2 separate regions of the Mus musculus genome follow, and region 2 is linked to region 1. The links are chromatin loops, found by intact Hi-C in ENCODE. Cell type or tissue: left cerebral cortex. All regions are shown on one strand. Links, peaks and the distances in the headings refer to the core of each region. The heading gives the core; the rest is flanking DNA. Region 1 overlaps Emc1 (ER membrane protein complex subunit 1). Region 2 overlaps Ubr4 (ubiquitin protein ligase E3 component n-recognin 4).

Evidence for each region. A loop is a pair of places that touch in the nucleus more often than their neighbours do. Peaks named below come from ENCODE experiments on the same cell type or tissue, not always from the same donor. Only the 100,000 strongest peaks of a DNase experiment are listed, where the experiment ranks them.
Region 2: it touches region 1 in a loop (2.2-fold over the local background); 1 of 42 quality-filtered maps calls a loop at or near these places.

What each region holds. Positions count from the first base shown.
Region 1 is chr4:139,356,953-139,362,316 of GRCm38, forward strand. Emc1 (ER membrane protein complex subunit 1) reads left to right here. Exons shown (of 24, transcript NM_146157.4): 5 at 551-679; 6 at 2,288-2,414; 7 at 3,078-3,227; 8 at 3,505-3,672; 9 at 3,928-3,999; 10 at 4,310-4,372; 11 at 5,144-5,266. Among named protein-coding and RNA genes, the nearest start is that of Emc1, 7.0 kb to the left of the region's middle. In left cerebral cortex, for the core only: no CTCF peak of the experiment used is centred there; a DNase peak (open chromatin) is centred at 2,350.
Region 2 is chr4:139,432,655-139,438,018 of GRCm38, forward strand. Ubr4 (ubiquitin protein ligase E3 component n-recognin 4) reads left to right here. Exons shown (of 106, transcript NM_001160319.1): 50 at 966-1,029; 51 at 1,340-1,474; 52 at 2,356-2,530; 53 at 3,468-3,605; 54 at 4,419-4,540. Among named protein-coding and RNA genes, the nearest start is that of n-TVaac1, 4.8 kb to the left of the region's middle. In left cerebral cortex, for the core only: no CTCF peak of the experiment used is centred there; DNase peaks (open chromatin) are centred at 589, 985 and 3,029; H3K27ac peaks cover 1,578 bases.

The sequences.
Region 1 (5,364 bases), core at 158-5,157:
ATGAGTACACTATAGCAGTTTTCAGACACGCCAGAAGAGGGCATCTGATTCTATTACAGATGGTTCTGAGCCACCATGTGGTTGCTGGGATTTGAACTCAGGACCTCTGGAAGAGCAGTCAGTGCTCTTGACCGCTGAGCCGTCTCTCCAGCCCCTTGCTTCTGTGTCTTACCATAGCAGTTGAGTTGATTAGCATTTGGTGGACCACAGGTAGTGAGCACACTGTGAATCTGAGACAGCTCTGGCATCAGGTTCATGCCCAGTTGTGCACGTGGTTCTAAGCTTCAGTGACAGCACTGGGTGATGGGGGCATGCTAGAGGGTAAGCAGGGAGAGGAAGGTGTAACCTGTAGGAGATGTGGGGACTGGAGGGCAGTGGGCCTAAGTGGTTGCAAGGCAGATTTTCAAGTTGGCAGAGCCAGGATCAGGCAGACCTGGCACTGGGACCCAGGTCTATTTGTTTTCTGACTCAGCAAACTTCAGCAAACAGCACGAGAGGCAGCAGTGGGACAGCCACTCCAGCTGCAGCCCTCACCCCTACCTGTGCTCAGTTTCCAGGCACTTGGGCTAGTGGGCCTTCAGGAGTCAGTGAGGTACATTGCAGTTCTGAAGAAGACGACCCTCACCCTCCACCACCTCTCCAGTGGGCACCTGAAGTGGGTGGAGCATCTGCCAGAAAGGTAAGGCTGTCTTTTCCCAAGTGATGACTACCTTGTCCCAATCCCTACAATGCTCTATCTCCTTGATGGTGCTTGGCCAGGTGCCCTCCTGTTGGCACCATGTGGGAGGAGTATGCTTGCACACGTGGGTCTGAGTGGAAAGGCCGTGGCTACATACTTGGAGTGTACTTGGAAGGGTGGAGAAAATTCAAACTGTGACATGAGAGCTGCCACACAAGGGATCCTCTCCTGCTCATGCACACAGGGCTCTGGGCCTTCCAGCCGCTTTTACAGTAGTCAGAGAGACAGCTACAGGGAGGGCGAGGGAGGCTCGGAGCGGTTTCCAGAGGTCTCAGGGGTTAGAAGCAGGAAAGCTAGGAAGGAACGGGGTGGGTAGAGGTCAGGCAGGCATAGGCTTCAGCCATTTGCAATTGTTTTCAAAAGGTTTTCAAAAGTGAAATTGCTAAAGTTAAGGCTGGATATGGGCTCTGTGGCAGAGCCTACCTGCCACACTCAGGGGCTGCCATTTGGCTCTTTTTTTTCCTTTTAGGTCTTTAGAGACAGGGTTTCTCTGTATAGCTCTGGCTGTCTCTGGAACTCACTCTGTAGACCAGACTGGCCTAAGACTTACAGAGATCTGCCTGTCTCTGCCTCTCAAGTGCTAGGATTAAAGGCACGAACCATCGCTGCTTGGCTTTTGTTTGATTCTTAGCCTTACTAAAAAATGAGTCAAATTCTTGGTTAAATATGGTGGTGTGCATCACACATACACAGACACACCCACCCACACACATAACCAAACCCACACCTAATTTTAGGAGGAAGCCAAGACATGAGGATAACAGGTTTAAAGCCATCTTGGGCTACATAGTGAGAGTTTTTTTTTTTTTTTTTTTTTTGATTTAATGTATGAGTGTACTATTTATTGCATGTATACCTGCAGGCTAGAAGAAGAAGGCACCAGATCGCCTTATAGATGGTTGTGAGCTGCCATGTGGTTGCTGGGACTTGAACCAAGGACCTCTGGAAGAGCATCCAGTGCTCCTAACCACTGAGCCATCTCTCCAGCCTGATTTTCATTTTTTTTAGAAAAAGAAAGAAAGAAAACCAACCCAAAAACAGAAAACAAAAAATCCAAATACCCAAAAGTCAATATCCTAGAGAACTAAGCAAAACATCATCCATGAGTGTGGCCTACCTGGTGGGGCCCACCTCCACAGCCTCACTCAACCATCTGGTATGGTGCCCCATATACAAGTGGGCGTGTCACATCTATCACTTAGGAAAAGCTGGCCGTCCAGTTTATATATGTGATAGCAATTTGAACATGTTGATGAGAAATTCAAATTAAAGACAAAAGCAAGACTAGGGGCTGGGTCGTGGGGCGGGGCTGGGTCGTGGGGCACCTGTCTAGCGGTTCTGAGGAAGGCCCTGGGTTTGATCCCTCACACTGCAGACATCAACAGCAAAGAACCCAAAGGCAAAGGCTGTGTGAGACAGACAACTCCGCTTGGGGCTTTTCAGCTAGTGATACCGCACTAGGAAATGGCAGCTTGATTTTGGAAGCCCTTGGGAAAGCTCAGGTCTAAGGGCTCAGCCGGCCACCTTGTTCTCTCCTCCCTCCCTTAGTGACAGCATCCTCTACCAGATGGTGTATTCCTACGGCTCCGGGGTGGTGTGGGCCCTTGGCATCGTTCCCTTCAGCCACGTGAACATCGTCAAGTTTAACGTGGAGGATGGAGAGATTGTTCAGCAGGTACAGAGGGCATCTGGCTCCTTGCGGGTGGGAAGGAGGTGATGGAGGCCTTCTTTTCATAGGGTCCAAGGAACTTGGCAGGGCAGCTGCAAAGGCAGCTGTGTTCCTGATGCCCATCTGTTGCTGCTGGCTTGTCCTCAGCATACGTTTAAAGCACTTTGTTAATACACAAAGTGTGCTCTTCCGGGCTGGCAGAAGAGCGACTCAGATCTAGGTACTGTCTCTCTCTCTCTGTTTTTTTTGGTTTGGTTTTTTGAGACAGGGTTTCTCTGTGTAGCCCTGGCTGTCCTGGAACTCACTCTGTAGACGGGGCTAGCCTTGAACTCAGAAATCCGCCTGCCTCTGCCTCCCAAGTGCTGGGATTAAAGTCACTGTCTCTTTTGGAGCTTCTAAGGGAGATATGAAAGAATGGGAGTCCAGTCTGGAATAACCCCTGACCCCTCAGGCTCTGGGTCTCCTAGAGTTCACTGTGTAGACCAGGCTGGCTGGCTTCAAACTCACAGAGATTCACAGACCTCTGCCTACCAAGTGCTGTGTTAAAGGTGTGCTGCCATGCTCACCAGGCATGTATTTTGAGCTTGAGCCTCTGGGATCCCAGCAGTTGCTCTGCTGGTTTGCTGCTGCTGCTGATCTTCATGAGTCTGTTGTAAAATCTCTCCACAGGTCAGGGTTTGGACTCCATGGCTGCAGCACCTCACTGGGGCCTGTGGTGTGGTAGATGAGGCTGTCCTGGTATGCCCCGACCCCAGCTCACACTCACTCCACACTTTGGCCCTGGAGACGGAGTGGGAACTGCGACAGATCCCCCTGCAGGTGAGAGGCTCCTTTGCTCTGAGATGTCACCTGCTGTGGGCGGAGGATGGCTGGCAGCATGGCTTAGGGACAAGCAGTGTTTCCCTGTGAGGTTGCTCATGCTTTGGCTGACCTGCTGTCAGAGGCTGCAGGCCATGGTCTCTTTTGGGGACCTTGAATAGGAGCTTCTGGAGCCATTGCCCTAGATTAGAGCTGCTCCCTGGCAAGCAGGGCAGACAACCTAGTCTTGATGGTTCGGGAGGGGTAAACTGTTCACTCTTCTTCTTGTCTCCCCTAGTCTCCTGACTTAGAATTTGGAAGTGGATTCCAGCCCCAAGTGCTGCCCACACAACCCAGCCCAGTGGCTCCTTCTCGAGCCCAGTTCTTCCTGCAGTTGTCCCCAAGCCACTACGCTCTACTGCACTACCACCATGGTGCCGTGACTCTGCTTAAGAACTTCCCCCAGGTAACTGCAGGCAGAGGGGCTGCTAGGAGCAGAAGGGTCTTCCAGGACAGGGTTTCTCTGTGTAGCCCTGGCTGTCCTGGAACTCACTCTGTAGACCAGGCTAGCCTCGAACTCAGAAATCCACCTGCCTCTGTCTCCCGAGTGCTGGGATTAAAGGCATGCGCCACCATGCCCGGCTGAGGCAGAACTTTTGGACCCTGACATTTTTGCTTTAAGTCCCAGTGTCTGGGAGCTGCTATCTCATTTTCCTCACAGGCCACGCTCGTCAGCTTCGCCACCACAGGGGAGAAGACAGTGGCTGCAGTCATGACCTGTCGCACTGAAGTGGTGAGTACTGTGGGTGACAGCGAGCATGTGGGCCTCCTTATCTTTGGGAACCCTGATGGTTGGTGTCACAGGGGTGGGAGGCTGCAGAGAGAGGAGTTCTCCTCTCATCTCTACAGCTTTCTACAGAGACTCCACCTCAATAGGAACAGGATCCTGATGTAGCCACCTTAGTCTCTCAGACTGTTATGGGTTCATAGGCTTGTGAGGAGGGCCATGAAAAGTAAGATTTGCCTTCTGACTGTACTGAGAAGACAGAAGTTTCTGGGAGGTAACCCTTTGGCTGAGGGTTCTCTCATCTTCCTTTCTCTAGCAAAAACCTGTCAGTGCTGGAGATGGGTCTGTGGCAAGCTTTCCTGAGACATCTGGTGCACAGGTAGGGTGTGGTGCTGGCAGATAAGGTGTGGCGTTGGGTGGTGGGGCAAACCTACAAACACAGGAGGCTGCTCAAGAAAGCCAAGATCAACTGGGCCTAGCAGGTCCCCTTGAGTCCTCAGCTTCAGGTGGGGTCCAAGTACTGTCAGCTAACTGGCCTGTCTTGTCCCTTCTTATGGCAAAACGAGGAGGTAGACTCCAGAGATCTCTTCTTCCCGACTTGCTTCTCCGAGCCTAAGCTTCCCCAATCCTCTGGGGTCTGTAGCTGGTAGAGCCTGGTGGTGTTCCATAGTGCACTGGGTCGCTGTGGGGGCCTGACAGAAGGCCTCATATCCCAAGCTTTCCCTTTCTTTCTTCGTATCTGGGAACTCTCTGTTCTCTGTACACACTGGCTCCCTTCTGAGATGAGCATGCTTGTAGCATTGGCTCCCTTCTCAGACACACATAGTACTTGCTCACACCTGACAAGATTTCTATGTTAGCCCTGGCTGCCCTGGAATCACTGTGTAGACCAGGTTAGCCTCAGGCTCCCAAGTGTTGTGATTAAAGGATTCCCCCCTCCCCTCCCTGCCCAGCTTCTGGCTCCCTTCTCAGATGCACAGTAGTTGTGATCTTGTTGATTTACTCAGCAACTTGTTTCTGCTGTAGGCTTTAGCTCTCTTGACCTCCCTTTGCACAGGTTTTTCTTCAGGCCTCTTTCTTCTTGAGGGTGTTTGCACTGTCTTTTGACACTTCAGGGACTTTATTGTGGCCCCACTGTCTGTACTTCTAGGACTCTCTGGCTTGCTTCAACCAGACCTACACCATTAACCTGTACTTAGTGGAGACAGGTCGGCGGCTCCTAGACACTTCCATTTCCTTCAGCCTGGAGCAGAAGGGCACGCGACCTGAGCAGGTAAGACAGCCTTGGCCTTCACACTCTATTCTATGGGCTTCATGTCCTTCGGGCTGGGCCTGGATTAGGGCTCTCTGAACAGGCCCCTAGTTCCTCCA
Region 2 (5,364 bases), core at 167-5,166, 76 kb after region 1:
CCATGTGTAAACCAGAGGCTACCCTGGACCGTGAGCGCACCCTTGGTGTTGGCCACATCAACCTCTTGGCTCTGTCCTCCTGAATCCATCCTTGCTGCACATTTTGTACACGGATGTGAAAGGATGGGGTAGAGGGGTAAAATGCCCCTGCCGGTTCATAAGCCCCGGCGCCTGTTCCACTTCCCTTTGTCCTACGCCTCCTCTGTCTTCCCTTGGTGCCCCCCTTTCCCCTGCCCCCTTTTCACTCTGGCTATTTTCTCAGTGCTTTCCTTTCCTGTTTAGATCCCAGCTGTCAGGATGTTGGTCATTTACTATGCCACTTAAATTCACAGCATTAAGCCCAGAGCATGTTATCTGATAGATACTGGTTAATGGCTAGACTTCCTGCTTCTTCCCTAATGGAGAAGTTCCATGTTCTAAATATGCTTTGTTCTATCCTTTGAATGTTCCAGTGGCATGCATCTAAAAATAGTTTGTTTGCTCCTGTACTGAGAGCCCGTAGGGAGTGCCTGTGTGCATTTTCCTGGCTGTGTAAGCAGACCTTAACATTGCCAGTGTAAACAGATGGCTTTAACATCTCCCTTGTGCCTCCCTTTGCCCACTGATCTCTGAGCACCTGAGCTTTGGGCACTGCTGCATCGAGACTTAAGCCCACCTCAGGATCCCTGCCACAGGCAGCAGAAGGAAGCACATTTATCCTCTTTGAGGAAGAAAAGCCCCGCCGTCTTTGAGTGGTGGATTATGAACATGGCCCCAGGTTGATCTCCGAGCAGGAGCCAGGTTTCTTCTGGCCTGTGACACAGGCAGCGATATGCACGGCGCCTGTGGCAGGTCTTATTGTGCTTTGATTTTTATATTTGGCATTCGGTAGCTGTCCCCAAGGTCCTCACAACTACAGCTTGCCGGGCTGACACGAGGCAGAGAGAACAGTGCTTGTACTCAAGCCAGGCTTTCTGTCTCCCCAGGCTGGTTGTGAGTTCTTTGGAAGCCCTGGAAAGCTGCTTTGCTGTTGGCCCAATCATTGAGAAGGCAAGTTATTTCTTCAAAGCGCACGGGAGCTTTCTGAAGCGACAGGAAGTAGGGTTGTTGACTGCGGCCTGCTGCCTTGGAGCTGAAGAATCCTGATGGCACAGTCTTGATGTGCGAAGCATCCCTGAGCTGCTGCACCTGTGCCGTAGGAGGGTTGAAGTTTAGAAATACTCACTCTTTTTCTGCTCTTTGTAGTCAGTGGTGGGTAACCTAGCTCTGCTGGCCTGGAAGGCAGGAGGGAAGGGCAGATAGAGAGCATTCTGTGGTGCCTTGAGATGCCGAGTGATAACCCTGCTGTCCTTTCTGTCAGGAGAGAAACAAGCATGCCGCTCAGGAGCTAGCCACTTTGTTGCTCTCCCTGCCAGCGCCTGCCAGTGTCCAGCAGCAATCAAAGAGCCTCCTGGCCAGTCTGCACAGCAGCCGCTCGGCCTACCACAGCCATAAGGTAACCGCTCCCTTCCTGGGAGACTTATGTAGAAAGGGACACTGTCCTGAATGACGGATATTGAATAAGTTGACTCTCCGTCTATAAAGTAAGGGCCTAATGGAGTAGGCAGGCGGAAAGCTCACACTGAGATTAGACTCCCAGGGTTCTTCTGAGATGTATGGATGCTACCCTAGACTGAGAAAGCCATCTAGTGGGCCACTGGATGTTGCTTTAGCTTTCTGTCCCTCTTAGCAGGATCAGCAAGTCTTGAAAAAGAGAGTGAGCGAGGGCAGCTAATTCTTGTGAGAGATAGTGAGGGTCAGGACTGTGCCATAGGTGTGGCTGATGTGCTGGTGTTCCAAGCCCTCAGCTGTGGCCTGGGGTGGCAGGCCTACATGTGTGGCAGGTGGTTGTTGAGTGGGGGGTTATTGTTGGGCCCAGAGGTTCTCCTGCAAAAGCCAGTATCTGCAAGAGGAGGTAAGCTGGGCCACGTGGCATCATGAGAAACATGATGGTTCAGACTAATAGGAAGAAAGGTGCTGGGGGCACTGTCAGGCCTATCTGTCTCTTAATAGCAAGGAATGAGTTCAGCTTGCTAAGGAAAGCATTATCCTTGGGTAAAGGACCTACTGAAGGGTGGATGAGTGTCAAAGGAAGCGGTTGGCTGCTGTAGTTCTGTTGACTGAGTGGGTGCTAGCTTTCTGTTAGACTGTGAGACTGTTAGTGGCTGGTGACTTAAAAGACCATTTTGTATCAGTTAAGACAGTTGAGCGCTGGGAAGCCTGCAGATTGGTTTTGATAGCTGTTTGGCAGTTCTTGAGAGCAGTAAGCAGCCTGTATGTGCTTTAATGCCCTGCCTTTGCCTATGCTTGACTTTCTGCGACCTGACTGTTTTACAGGACCAGGCCTTGTTGAGCAAAGCTGTGCAGTGTCTCAACACATCCAGCAAAGAAGGCAAGGACTTGGACCCCGAGGTGTTCCAGCGCCTGGTGATCACAGCTCGCTCCATTGCCGTCACACGCCCTAACAACCTTGTGCACTTCACCGAGTCAAAGCTGCCCCAGATGGAAACAGGTGAACTTGGCCTTTCGTGGCCGTGGTCCTGACACCCGCTCATTGAACCTCTTTGCTTCTCTGTCATGCTCTTCCTATTCTTGGTGTCTCTGACAACGTTGTTCCCCCTTTGCTTGTTTGTTTGCTTATTTGTTTGTTTTGTTTAAACTTTGTCATTTTAACTAAATTGACCCTTGTTGAATTTAGTTAGTGTTGGGAACCTCAGCTGGTCTGTTGTGAGGTTGTGATGGGCGAAGCTAAGCATAGTTCCAGCCTGGTGCCACACCAGACAGTGGCAGGGACTGGGAGTTTCTTGTGTTAACTCACTTTGTGGAGGGATGCAGAAGGTGAAGGTCAGGCCCTTGGGTGAAGCCAAGCTTGGCTTTCCTTGGTACCTGCAGGCCGGGTGCTGCATGCTGCTGCATGGCTCTGGCCGCAGAGCAGAGCACGCTCAGTGTGTTCAGGGCCTTCCCTCTCGGCTTCTGCCATCGTCTCCTCACATCGGCTGCCTGGGGCTTGGTGCCAAGCCTGATTTGCCATTACTAAAAAGAGCTTGTTGCTGCGTCTGCAGTCCCCATCACCTGCGTGTGCCTTTATGCCATTGCCTTCCTGTTTGTTCTCCTAACAGTGCAATCCTAGAATCATTCTAGAGGAATCTCAGATGTTCCCCTAGGTTTAGTCTAGCAGTTGGAACAGGCATCTTTGACTCTGCTGTAAAGATCCTGAATGCTCCCCTCTCTACCTAACTCTAACACACAATGTTTTCTGTGATGTTCCTTTCCCAGACTGTTTTTCTCCCAGATGTGCCTGCTGGAATCTAGGGATAGTTGGCATATTGATTGGGGCCCCACTTGAAACTCCCTCCGCAGGCAAGCTTCCTTGACCTGAGTTAACCTTAAAACAAATTGAATTCTGTCTTAGATTTACCATCGTTAACAATTTCCTTTTTCCTGCATAGAAGGAGCAGATGAGGGGAAAGAGCCGCAGAAGCAGGAAGGAGACGGCTGTAGTTTCATCACTCAGCTTGTAAACCACTTCTGGAAACTCCATGCATCTAAGCCCAAGAATGCCTTCCTGGCACCTGCCTGCCTGCCAGGTATCACGTTAGCAGGGGTATTTGGATCTTGATACAGTGAAGTAGGTATAAGCTCTTCAGCACAGTGACCTTTTCCTCCATATAAGCACAGAGACATGTCTGTGAGCTCAGTGTATTGCTGCCCTTGGGAACTAGCAGTGCAGTGTGGTATGGTGTGTGTGTGTGTGTGTGTGTAAGTGAAAATGCTTCCTTCATGTGGGATTGTCTAGTTCACATGGGGCCTTGGGGGTGGGGTGGGGTGACTATGACAATGACAACAACGACGACGATGGCTATGTAGTTGATATTTTAAAACAATGTATCTGAAAGACTTGGTTGAGAGTCAGTTTAGAAGTAGTGTGGAACCAGCCAGGAAAGTGTTTTCACTCATTTCCAGGCTGCTGTTGCCTTAGTCCTCTCATGGGTCACACTCCTGACGACCCCTCAGCCAGAGAGGAGAGTAGATGCCAATTGGCCTGTCAAGAGACCAGCTTTGTCAACAGGTTTGGGGAATACAGGGGAGGTGGTATTATCTGCCCACCTCAAGTTTCCCCGCCTTGTCCATGGCTGTCCACAGTGATTCCTGCTTCTCTGGTTCAGGTTCTGCAAGGGCTTCTAAGGACACTTAGCGAATTGAAAGACTTAATGAAAACACTCCAGCTACAGCTGATAGGCTGCACTACAGTGTCGTGGGTTTGCTTTGCTGTGTGTTTGCCTATTGTTGTCTCGACACCCTCTAGGTGGTGCTGAGATCTGTGCTTCCGTCTCAGGCTCTCAAGGGTCTAGAGTTGTTTTTTGTCAACATATTTTCAGGTGATCTTTTCTCCCATTTAGGCCTTACTCATATTGAAGCTACGGTTAATGCGTTGGTAGACATTATCCACGGTTATTGTACCTGCGAGCTGGACTGTATCAACACAGCATCCAAGATCTACATGCAGATGCTGCTGTGTCCTGTACGTATCAACACAGCCCCAGATGCCTCTGGTCAGCCTGGGAGTGTGTGGAAAATGGCCTAATGAGCACTGACCTGAAAGAATGAAAGAAAGTAGACTTAAAGTCTGAGGGGCTGGGCTGAAGAGGTGGTTCAGTGGTTAACAGCACTGGTTGCTCTTCCAGAAGACTTGGGTTCCATTCCTAGCAAGCACATAGGAAGTAACAACTGCTGAAACTCCAGTTCCAGGGTTTCTGACACTCTGTTCTTGCCTGCTTGGGCCCTGTATGGGGTGGTGCACAGACCTACCATGCAAACAAAACACTCACGCACATAAAGTAAATCTTTTAAAAATGTGATGGGAATCAGCAATCGCAAATACATCAACGCTGTAGAGACGAAGTCTGGGAAGGGAGGACTTGCTCCCTGTTCAGTGATTTCTTCCCATTTGTAGTCTGGAACCTGCTGTAGAGAGAATGTTGAGTAAGTCTCAGTTCCATGACTGTGCGAAGGCTGTGTAGTGTGCCTGTTCTAGAAGATGAGTGTTACAAGGCTGCTTATAGTGTGGAGCAGAGAGGAAGGCGAGAGAGCTTGCTTGTGTGATGATAAGGTAGAGCTCATTTGGAGAGAGCCAAAGTGGCTTCAGGGTCCAGTGGCCTTGCAGACTGACCCCAACAGGTAAAAGACAGGCAGCTGGTGAAGGTCTAACTGTGCCAGGTCTGGAGAGGCTGGTCTGCTCCATCCTGCTGCATTTTCAGGACACAGGTGAAAGTAGACAGGCTTCTCCCTTGTGTCAGGCGTTGGCGAGAGAACTCTGAAGATGGAGTCCTGTCTGACAGTGGAATG